Linked DNA regions of Homo sapiens: region 2 is linked to region 1. A link is a contact called in ENCODE Hi-C or POLR2A ChIA-PET data. All regions are on one chromosome and are shown on one strand. Each heading gives the region's core, a stretch centred on a gene start or an enhancer-like site at or near the end of the contact. The rest is flanking DNA. Distances are from core to core; before and after follow the strand shown. Region 1 has its middle 29 kb from the start of NFATC2. Region 2 overlaps NFATC2 (nuclear factor of activated T cells 2).

Region 1 (5,528 bases), core at 681-3,180:
TGGTAGCTACAGTTACTATCATCTTGCCACTACAAACACCTGTCATGCTTTATCACCCAGCTCAACCAAATATACCATTTCAGAAGTGCCCCATCCCTCTTAGAATAAAATTCAATTCCTCACCAAGGCTGATGTAGCCAGCCTCTAGAGGGTCCTAGTGGCTCCCACCTTGGTGTTCCTGCTCCTGGGCCATGCCCTCCTAAATGGGCAACACAAGGCTACTGCAGAAATGAGATGTATGACTTCCAAGTCTAGGTCATAAAAGATGTGTGGCTTCTGCACTGCTGTCTTGGATCACCCACCTTGGGGGAAGCTGGCTGCCGTGTTGTGAGGACACACAGGCAGCCTTTTGGAGAGGCCCATGTAGTAAGAAACTGAGGCCTCCTGCCCACAGCCCGCATTTCAGTCAACCCTTCAGATGACTGCAGCCACAGCCAATGGCTTGACTCAGGAAAAACCCTGAACCACCCAACTAATCTGTTCCTGAGCCACAGAAACTATGAGATGATAAATACTTGCTCGTTTAAGCTACAATGTCCAGGGGGAAGCAACAGAAAACGAATGCAACGGCCTCTGAGGTCCGGCCCTACCCACCTATCTGGTCTCCCATCTACTCCCCATGAGCCAGACACCTCCTGGCTTTTGTGCTTCCTTCCCTTTGGCCTGGGACCCTTTGTCCCTACATGTCTATGGCTGGCTTCTTCCATCTTCTCAGCCTCAGTTTAAATGCCATCCTGTGAATGCATTCTTCCATGACCCTCACCTCTGAAATAGGTTCCTCTGCCCTGAAGCTCAACCCCACCCCACAAATCTCAGTCCCAACGCCCTGTCATATTTCTTTATAGCATTTATCACTTACCACAAATAAATTACATATTCATTTGTGTATTCTATGTCTCCTTTGCCTCCCAACTAAAATATCAACTCTACGAAGGCAGGAACTTTGTTTTATTCCCTGCCGTGTCCTCAGCACCTAGAATGATGCCTGGCATACGGTCGGACCTCAAAAATGTTTGTTGAGTGAATAACACAATATGAAATTGTCTCATCTGTTTGTTTACTTGGTTATGACTCATCTCTCCGCTAGACTAGGAAAATAGGGCCATGTCTGTCTTACTCGGGACTTGGCATGGTGTCTGGAACGGGTGGTACTCAGTCAATTATCCTATCTAGCATCTGTGACGGACACAGGGACTAACTCATTTGGGTCTCACAACAATTCTCTAAGATGAAGGCCACTATTATCCCCATTTTGCAGGAGGGGCGGGACAAACTGAGGCAGAGAGGCCCAAGGTCAGCAAATAGTAAGCGACAGAGTGTGAATGTGGAGAGTGGCAGCCTGGCTCCAGAGCCAGACTCCCAGGTCCTGTCTATGTTTGGTGAATGAATGAACGACAGGCACAACCATGATGGTCTGGCCACCTGCTCAGCCCGCTGGAGAGAACCCTCGCTCCGTCACATGGCCGAGGAGGTGGGTGAGGTGCTCAGCTGGGGTTGGCAGAGGAGAAGGAACGGGGCGGTGGCTGGCAGCTGGGGAGGCCTTCCCCATCTCCTAGCGATGGAAAGTTTCACCTCATCCGGAAAGAACTCCCAGTTCCATGGTTGTGGCAGAGAGTGAGGTGTCTCCCCAGCCGGGTTCGTTTCAAAATACATTGTCTTGCTTTTAATAGCCTCCCTGATCAGCTCTTGGAGGTTCTCATGACTGACTGTTCCCAAAATAATACCCGGCGCCGCTTTTTCCAACTCAGAAGTGCTGAATCTTGCTACCTCCCAATCAGCCGCTGGCTGCTGCAAAGAACTGTGGTAATCCCAGGGTCCCCCAAGACAGAATGTAACCCAACAGGGAGGTTTCTGAGGCATTTGGAGAGAACCCCGATGTTCCTCGGCAGCTCACAGGGCTGCTGACAGCAAGTTTCCGGTGACAGCCTGCCCATCCACGGGGCTCCCTCGCTGCTCCCAGCTGCTGAACTGAGATGTGACAGTGGCCAGCGGCAGCCCTAGGAACGCCCCGGCCCTCAGAGATGGAGAAGATTTTCCTAGAAGCTGGAGAGCTGACGTGGAGTGAGAGGGAATTGGCTTTTGGCCCTAGAGGCTGCGATCAGCTTGGCTTGTCTTTCTCCCTCTGTGGGTAGAAGAAGCGGGGCGGTATCTCGTTTGCAGTTTTTTGAGAGTGAACCTTGAAACATCAAGCATCTCTCCTGTGAAAGGAAAGGACTGAAGTACCTATAGCTAGACTATTTTTTCTTATATTTTAAAAATCAGACAGGCTATCTTCTTCCTTTGTGTATTCATTCAATAGACATTGTCATGTACCTAAAATATTCCAAGCACTTGGGATGCAGCTGCGAGCAAAACAGATGCAGGTGCTGCCCTACAAGGCTTTCAGTCTAGCGGGGAGACTCAGAGGAAACACACAAATATAGACAACACAGTTGAGTGGTGACGTGTGCCAAGAAAAACACATAAAGGAGAGCAGGAAGATATGGAGGGCTGGGGAAAGGAGCCTTTTTTAGTCAGGGTGGTCTGGAAGACTTCACAGAAGAGGTGACACTGAGGAGAACTGAATGGCTTAAGGGAGCTGGCCATGCAGACAGCTGAGAAAATGCATTGCAAGCTGCGAGAACAAGACGTGCAAAGGCCCTGAGGCAGTATCCTGTAAAATAGGGAGCCTGCCATCACCAGAAAGAGTCATTTTTTTCATGCATTTGACAAGTTTTCTGGGCACTGCCATGGGGCCCTGAACTTCATGCTGAAGATACAGACAGAAAACAAGACAGAAATTAATCTCTTCAGGGAGTTCATGCAGTCGGGGCGAGAGAGGTCAACTGACAGTACAAAACAGTGGGCAAGTGCAAGGATGGAGGAGGCTTGGGAGCCGAGAAATATGTGGGAGGGCACAAAACCTGGTCACGTTGGGGTGCTGGGGTAGGCCTTCAAGAGCAGTGACATCTAAACAGAGTCAATCCATAATCATAGTCGCTAAAATTTATTGAGTATTCACGTTGCACTTTGTCCTATTCCAAGTGCTTGACATGTGTATTAGTCTGTTTTCATTAGACATACCCAAGACTGGGTAATTTATAAAGGAAAGAGATTTAATTGACCTCACAGTTTCACATGGCTGGGAGGCCTCAGGAAACTTACAATCATGGCAGAAGGGGAAGCAAACGTGTCCTTCTTCATATGGCAGCAGCAAGGAGAAGTGCCCAGCAAAAGGGAGAAAAACCCCTTATAAAACCATCAGATCTCGTGAGAACTCACTCACTATCACAAGAACAGCATGAGGGTAACCAATTCCATGATTCAATTACCTCCCACTGGATCCCTCCCATGACGTGGGGATTATGGAAACTACAATTCAAGGTGAGATTTGGGTGGGGACACAACCAAACCATATCAACATGTATTAGCTTGTCTAATCCTCCTAGCCTTTGAAAATTCAAATATTTCCCCTTTTCACAGATGACAAGAGAGGCCAAATGACTTGCCCTAGGCCACATAGTGGAAGAGCTGGAAATCAAACCTTTAAAGAGGTGGGACATATTCTCCACTTTCCCTTCTCTCCTTCCCGCTAAAATATGGATTTGATGGTAAGAGCTTGAGCAGCCATCATGGGCCATGAGGTAGAAACTGTGTTAAGGAAGACAGAGCTGACAGATAGAAGGAGTTCAGGTCCCTAATGACCAGGGAGCCTCCACAGCAACCCTAGATCTCCACCCACATTCTTCTTGAGAGCGAAATAAATATCTAACTTACTTAAGCCATTGCTGTCTAGGGATCTTTAGTACGACAGCTAAACCTGTGCCCTAACCAATATGGATTCTAAGAGTAATGAAGAACCATCGAGTATGGGGACTCTGAGTGACACGAACAGATATGCACTTTAGAAAGATGGCCATAGCTGAAGTTAAGAGTCAGGCTCGGCCGGGCACAGTGGCTCACGCCTGTAATCCCAGCACTTTGGGAGGCTGAGGCGGGCAGATCACAAGGTCAGGGGTTTGAGACCAGCCTGGCCAACATGGTGAAATCCCATCTCTACTAAAAATACAAAAATTAGCCCGGTGTGGTGGCGGGCACCTGTAATCCCAGCTACTCGGGAGGCTGAGGCAGGAGAATCGCTTGAACCCAGGAGGCAGAGGGTGCGGTGAGCCTAGACTGTGCCATTGCACTCCAGCCTGGGGGACAGAGCAAGACTCCATCTTAAAAAAAGAGTCATAGCTTCAGGAGATATACCTAATGCTAAATGACAAGTTAATGGGTGCAGCACACCAGCATGGCACATGTAAACATATGTAACTAACCTGCACATTGTGCACATGTACCCTAAAACTTAAAGTATAATAATAATGAAATAAAATAAAATAAAATAAAATAAAGAGTCAGGCTCCAGGGCCAGCTGGTCTGTGTTCAGATCCCAGCTCTGCTTCTCCCTAGCTGGGTGGCCTTTGGCAGGTTACTTAACTTCTCTGTGCCTGGGTTTCCTCGGGTACAAAATGAAAGTAATATTACCCATTGGAGAGCTGTTGTGAGGATGAAATGAGTTAGCACATGGAATGGTGCTTAAAATAGCACCTGGCAGATATAAGAACCTTAGGCTCTGTGGGTGCCTGGGACCACGGCAAGCCCAGAAAGATGTCTAAGGAGCTCCAAGCCTTCATTAGCACTCAGAGGAAACAGGCCATGAGGGAGAACACGTGGATGGAGCAGTGACCCAGGAATAAAGCCAATGGGCCCTGGGGAGCTGTATCCAGAGTGGGGCATAAGCTGGTAATGGGCCATGTTGCAGAAAGCCACCTCAGCACAGTCCAGCCCAGGAAGCCGTGCCTGGGAGCCCCACATGGAAACGGGGTGGTTGCTCTGCCAGGAGAAGCGTGCTGCACTTTTCCCCTCCGTGGGCTCCCTGGAAGATAAGAAACCCCAGCTTCCTGAGGATATGCTCTGAACCCTCCTGCTGGCTCCTCTGGGCTTGTCAAAATATTTCTTTGTGGAGCCATCCCTGTTTTTCCATTAATAAAAGTATTTTTGGGCTCCCAGCAACAATGAGTGAGTGTTACAAAAGAGGTTGGGCCTTCCAAGGTAAACAGAGCTCATCCCCAACCTCAGCCGGTGGCTCTGGGCCACTGAGCAGGGGCGTGGTTGTTCTTATTCTGGAGCTCTCTGTGCTCTGAGCCCTGATTTGGCACAGGGAGAGCAGGTTCTAGGATGGGCTGCCCTATCCACAGCAGAGGGCCCTGCCAGTGCTCTTCAGGGTCCCCCGGGCTTGCATTGCCAGGGCATGCTGCATCCATCTTCCCTCCAGCTGATCAGTCAATCAGTCAACACACGTCTGTTGAGGTCCTGCTCTGGGCCCAGCAACACACAGAAAAGATACAGTCTTCCACCCTATTGCAGGGCAACAGATGTGGGAGCAGGTGAACCCACAGGTGCCATGGTAGATATCTCCCTGGAGACAAGCCAGGGCAGAGGGGAGAGAAGCACCTAGTGCAGCAGTGATCACTATGGGCTCTGTGTTCAAACTGGGATCTACC
Region 2 (4,872 bases), core at 1,632-4,131, 110 kb before region 1:
TAAACCCTTAAATCATAGCCCTACAGCAAGGAAGACACTATCACTCCCATCTAGAGAGGAGAGGACAGATGCTCAGAGCTCAGCTTCAGTGAAGGGCAGCACGTGCTCTTGGTTAAGGCTATAGTGTTGGACACCCCCCTGGTTGATCCTTGTAGGGGTTTTCACAGCTCTGAGCCTCAGTCTCCCCATCTGTAAAATGGGGCTGTTAACAGTCCCACTTCACAGGTCATTACGAGGATTAAACAAGTTCATCAAAAGCGTGTCTGGCTTAATAAACATGGGTCAGCAAGGTTAGCAACACTAAAAGCTGTAGCTTCTGAGAGGCTGTATGTGCCAGCCATAGACATTGTTGTCTTATATATTTTAGCATATATGTACCAAACATATGCATGTGTGTACACAGGTCACCTCTGTGGTCACTGCTGTTCTCGGTGAATCCTGAGCCATAACCCAGGTTTCTTCTTCTTTTTTTTTTTTTAATAGAGACTGGATGTTGCCATGTTGCCTAGGCTGATCTCAAACACCTGAGCTCAGGCGATCCGCACGCCTCGCCCTCCCAAAGTGCTGGGATCATAGGCATGAGCCACTACGCCTGGCCCAGGTTTCTTGACCCCAGTTGCCAGTGTTTCTCAAAGTGTGGCTCTCAGGTCACCTGTAGCAGAATCTTCCCCCAGCAACGCAGGGTCAGAAGGTGCTAGATAAAAATGCAGATACCCAGGCCACATCCCTCACCCTCTGTGCCCCAATCTCTCGGGCAGAGGCCAGACATTTGCATTTTAACAATCTTTCCGGGTGACTTGTCACGCACGTTTGCTTAAGAGCCAAGTTCCACACTTAAGAGGCCACCTGAGGACGGGGAACTCCTCCAGGGCAGGCCCCAGTCCTCAGAGAACCCAGAGGCAAAGCAATTAGCTTTTGAAAGAGGAACTGAAGCCAGCGCACAGCAGCCCAAATTACCCTCCTGAGCTCTACTTCTCTATTGCTCTCTGATGCAACCTCCATCACCTATGGCTGCTAATTGGGGTGACAGGTCCAGGGTGGGTGGGAGGCTCTAAGGAAGCCCAGTGGGCCTCCCAGGCTTGCACCCACCCTCCTCATCAGCCCCCCTTTCTCCCATTCATTTCTGAGACTGCAGACAATCCAAACCGCACAGCCTGCAGTTTTCCAACCAAACCAGGCACCTTGCTTTTAAAGTCATCTTTGAGGGCCTGGCTCAGGCCTGCGGGTGAAGTCTTGACCTCTGCTCCAGCTTAAGCTTCAAGGTGGCCCCTGCAAAGTGACTTCCCCAGGCTTCCCTCCTGCCCCTGGATTCTGGCACGTCATAAAGTGGCTTGGGGGGGCTCTTGTATTTTATGAGCTCTGAATCAACAGGACGCTGTTGGTTTAACCAGTTTGGGTGTTGACTTTGTCTTGCAACTGTGCCCACCTGCAGCACAGCAGCAGCCACCGCAAAGGTTCAGCGAAGAAAACTGACACCGGCACAGGGTTCCCCCACATCGCCCAAGTAGGCCTGGAAATGGGAAGTTATTGCCTGACTATCTGAAATTCGCCGTCAAGCCGGGTGGCCAAGAATTACGATCTATCCAAGAACCTCAGGAGAGACTGGTTAGAGAAATTCGCTCCTACAGAGAGGGCAGTTTCTGTTAATAACAGCGGACAGGCTGGGTGTGGTGGCTCACCCCTGTAATCCCAGCACTTTGGGAGGCCAAGGTGGGCAGATCACTTGAGGTCAGAACTTCGAGACCAGCCTGGCCAAGGTGGTGAAACCCCATCTCCACTAAAACTACAAAAAAAGTTAGCTGGGCGTGGTGGTACGTGCCTGGAATCCCAGCTACTTGGGAGGCTGAGGCAAGAGAATTGCTTGACCTGGGAGGTGGCGGTTGCAGTGAGTTGAGATTGCACCACTGCCCTCAAGCCTGGGTGACACAGCAAGACTCTGTTTCAACAATAAAAATAAATTTAAATTTAAGAAATAACAGGCCGGGCAGGGTGACTTATGCCTGTAATCCCAGCACTTTGGGAGGCTGAGGCTGGCAGATCACCTGAGGTCAGGAGTTTGAGACCAGCCTGGCCAACATGATGAAACCCCATCTCTGCTAATAATACAAAAAAAAAAAAAAAAATAGCTGGGCATGATGGCACGCACCTGTAATCCCAGCTACTTGGGAGGCTGAGGCAGGAGAACTGCTTGAACCCGGTAGGCAGAAGTTGCAGTGAGTCGAGATCGCGCCACTGCACTCCAGCCTGGATGACAGAGCGAGACTCTGTCTCAAAAAACTAAAAATAAATAGCAGACAATTACAAATGCTATAAAGACTACAGATTGCAGGCACAACATATACACATTTTTAAAAATATTATAAAACGCCCACACCAAGAAGCAATTTAGGGTTCACACGTAAAAGTAACATTCTAATTTTGGGACTTTGAGCAAGACACTTAATTTCTTTGCCTCTGTTTTTCATCTATAAAATGGGAATATCACAGCACTAACCTCACTGGGCTGCCTGCAGATTAAATGAGCTAATCCATGGGCCTGCGTGGCATCTCATCAGGACTCAGTGAATGTTAGTTGTGTTTATTTTTATTGCTAAACTTCATGAGACCACAAAGCAGGAATCACTCCCGTTTTAGAGTAGAAGACATTGATCCTCCCAGAGGAGAAGGAATAAGCTTGGGAGCTCACAGCAAATGGACAAGCAGAATTTGGACCTACACTGGGGGATTCCGCTACCCCATGGGACCCTCTGCAGTGAAACGGAGGACTTCGTGGGAAAGACACCGGCCAGCCCAGGCAAGAAGGTTCCTCCCATTGGTCATCGTTCTGGCCCGAGCACTGAGCAACCCTGGCCTTGGCGCTCCAGCTGCTGTCAGCCCTTCTTGTCTCTGTATCAGGCCCCATCCTTGGCTGTGAGCCTGGTCTGGCTGGGCCTGGCTTGGCCCAGAATGTGCTGCCGACTCAGGCATCTCCCGGGAGAGGCTGTGAGCAGGGCCAGCAGACAGGCCCCTCAGCCTCCACTCTGGCTGTTCCCTGGGTCTTCCCTGGGAAGTGGGAGAGTGGAGGGGAACCAAAATCTCCCCTAGTGTGGGGCTCACCTCTTTGAGGGAACCACTGAGGTCCACAGCAAGGGAGTGGGGTATGATGTGTGCAAATGCATGAGACACACAGTGAGTGACAAAGTTGTAGCTGTGGGCCTCGGTGGCGGGGGGCCTCAGCTTCAGCTTTCTCATATGGAGAAATGCAGCAGCACGGCCCCTCCTGTGAGACTTTCCTATCTCATCCACTCCACAGGACATCAGGGAGAGTAGGAGCTGCTGTCTCTCCTCCCATCAGATCATTACTCTACCATTCCAATGTACTAACAGGCACCCTCTTCAGAATATTCTCAGTCCAAAACCTGATGAGCTCTGGATCACTGAGGAACCCAGGCAGCCGGGACAGAGAAAAGAAGATGGCTTTAACCCCAGCTCTGCCCCTGCCTTGCCAGCCGTGGGACTGCAGCAAGTCACTCATCCTTCGGAGCCTCAGCCTGCAGGCGCCCACACCCTGCAAGGGTGCTTTTCTGTGCCTCCATCACTGGCATATTATCAAATGCTTCGAACAAATGAACTGAGCAAACGTTTAAGATGGGCCTTCTGAGGTTATGATGAGGATGGAAATGAGTTAACCTCAGTGCATCTGTGGGTACATCGTAGGTGTTCAGAAGGGCACTCTGCCTTCCCAGCTCCCTCATAAGTAGCCCAGTAAAGGGCCGGGTAGGTAACTATTTCAATCAGCAAAGAAGCCACCCCAATCCTGGGCTCTCCAAAAAAAAACAACTTTCCTCCACTCACTCATCAGGTGGCCCACCCCACTGGGCCAGATAACTATTGGGGTTCCTTCCCAGCAGCAGGGTATGTTGCAGGCTGTCTGCTCGACTCTCCTCTCACACCGGCCTACTGCTGCCTGGGTTTCAGACTCCTGCAGTGACAGGGTGGCAGCCAGAGGTACGTAAAGCCTGCTTTACAGAACTACGGGAGGGCTGCAGGCAAGACAATGAGATCCGTCCACACTGGGCCACCACAAAGGCCACCACAAAGGAGGCACTTGAGTTACCCTGTGGGATCACGTCTGGCACTTACTGTGTGAGACACACACGCATTTAACCGCCACCCTGAGGGAGGTACTATTATTCTCCCCATTTTACAGATAGGGAAAGCGAGGCACAGAGTGTTTAAGTAATCTCCCCAGGACTAAGCAGCCAGTAAGTGGCAGAGGCAGGATTTGAACCCAAGCTACCTGCTCCAAAGCCCACATTCCTAACCGCCACTCTAAACTGCTTCTCCCCATCATGCAGCTTTCTGGCACTTCTGAAATAGGGCTTCTTGGTCACTTGCCTTCGAGAGCAGAGGCTGACAAAGGCCTGGCCAACCTGCTCTCTGCCCAATGCTCCAGTTTCATCCAAGATTTACCACTACAGGATCTTGAAGGAGACAATCTAGTGCCGGGGGGTGGGGGGATGAGGAGTGGGGTGGGCAGGTGCCCACAGCCCCCTGGAGGCCCTTGAGTTGGTCTCTGATTTATAATGAGATGATGCCACCCTTTGGGTTTCTGGCCCAAATTAATCTATCACTCAATATGTAGTTAAGGCTTGATGCCCCGAGGCTCAGTGGGATGCAATGTTACCACTGGCTTGCCCCTCACTAGCTGGATGGCCACAGGCAAGCTCACTTCTCCATGCTACAGTTTTTCCAGCCTCTTCTCATACTGATTCAGCCACAATACAGAACGTACTTGACACACAGCAGATGATTAATAACTTCATTTCTCTACACCTCTTCCCTGTCCTGTCCCTCTCATCTTCTTTCTTCCTTCATTCTGCCTTCAAGTAT

Evidence for each region. A loop is a pair of places that touch in the nucleus more often than their neighbours do. ChIA-PET counts read pairs that join two places held with the same protein, here RNA polymerase II (POLR2A). Pooled maps may share reads with other maps.
Region 2: a loop to region 1 is called in a map of vagina, with 2.0 times the contacts of the local background. The contact joins two enhancer-like sites. A Hi-C loop is called at or near these places in 21 of 168 maps with a recorded cell type or tissue (HCT116, PC-3, Panc1 and 15 more) and 14 of 50 pooled maps. POLR2A ChIA-PET finds 5 or more read pairs at or near these places in 5 of 52 experiments (A549, H1, MCF 10A and 2 more).

The regions. Positions count from the first base shown.
Region 1 is chr20:51,568,946-51,574,473 of GRCh38, forward strand. No RefSeq gene overlaps it. Among named protein-coding and RNA genes, the nearest start is that of NFATC2, 29 kb to the left of the region's middle. RefSeq lists an enhancer at 1,404-1,904. Within about 2 kb of position 1,931, at least 7 of the 41 ENCODE cell types and tissues checked have a DNase peak (open chromatin) inside an H3K27ac peak, as active enhancers do; they include heart right ventricle, where a contact is called at or near this core.
Region 2 is chr20:51,460,175-51,465,046 of GRCh38, forward strand. All of the region lies in intron 5 of NFATC2 (nuclear factor of activated T cells 2), which reads right to left. Among named protein-coding and RNA genes, the nearest start is that of MIR3194, 9.6 kb to the left of the region's middle. RefSeq lists an enhancer at 2,428-3,388. Within about 2 kb of position 2,882, at least 8 of the 41 ENCODE cell types and tissues checked have a DNase peak (open chromatin) inside an H3K27ac peak, as active enhancers do; they include heart right ventricle, where a contact is called at or near this core.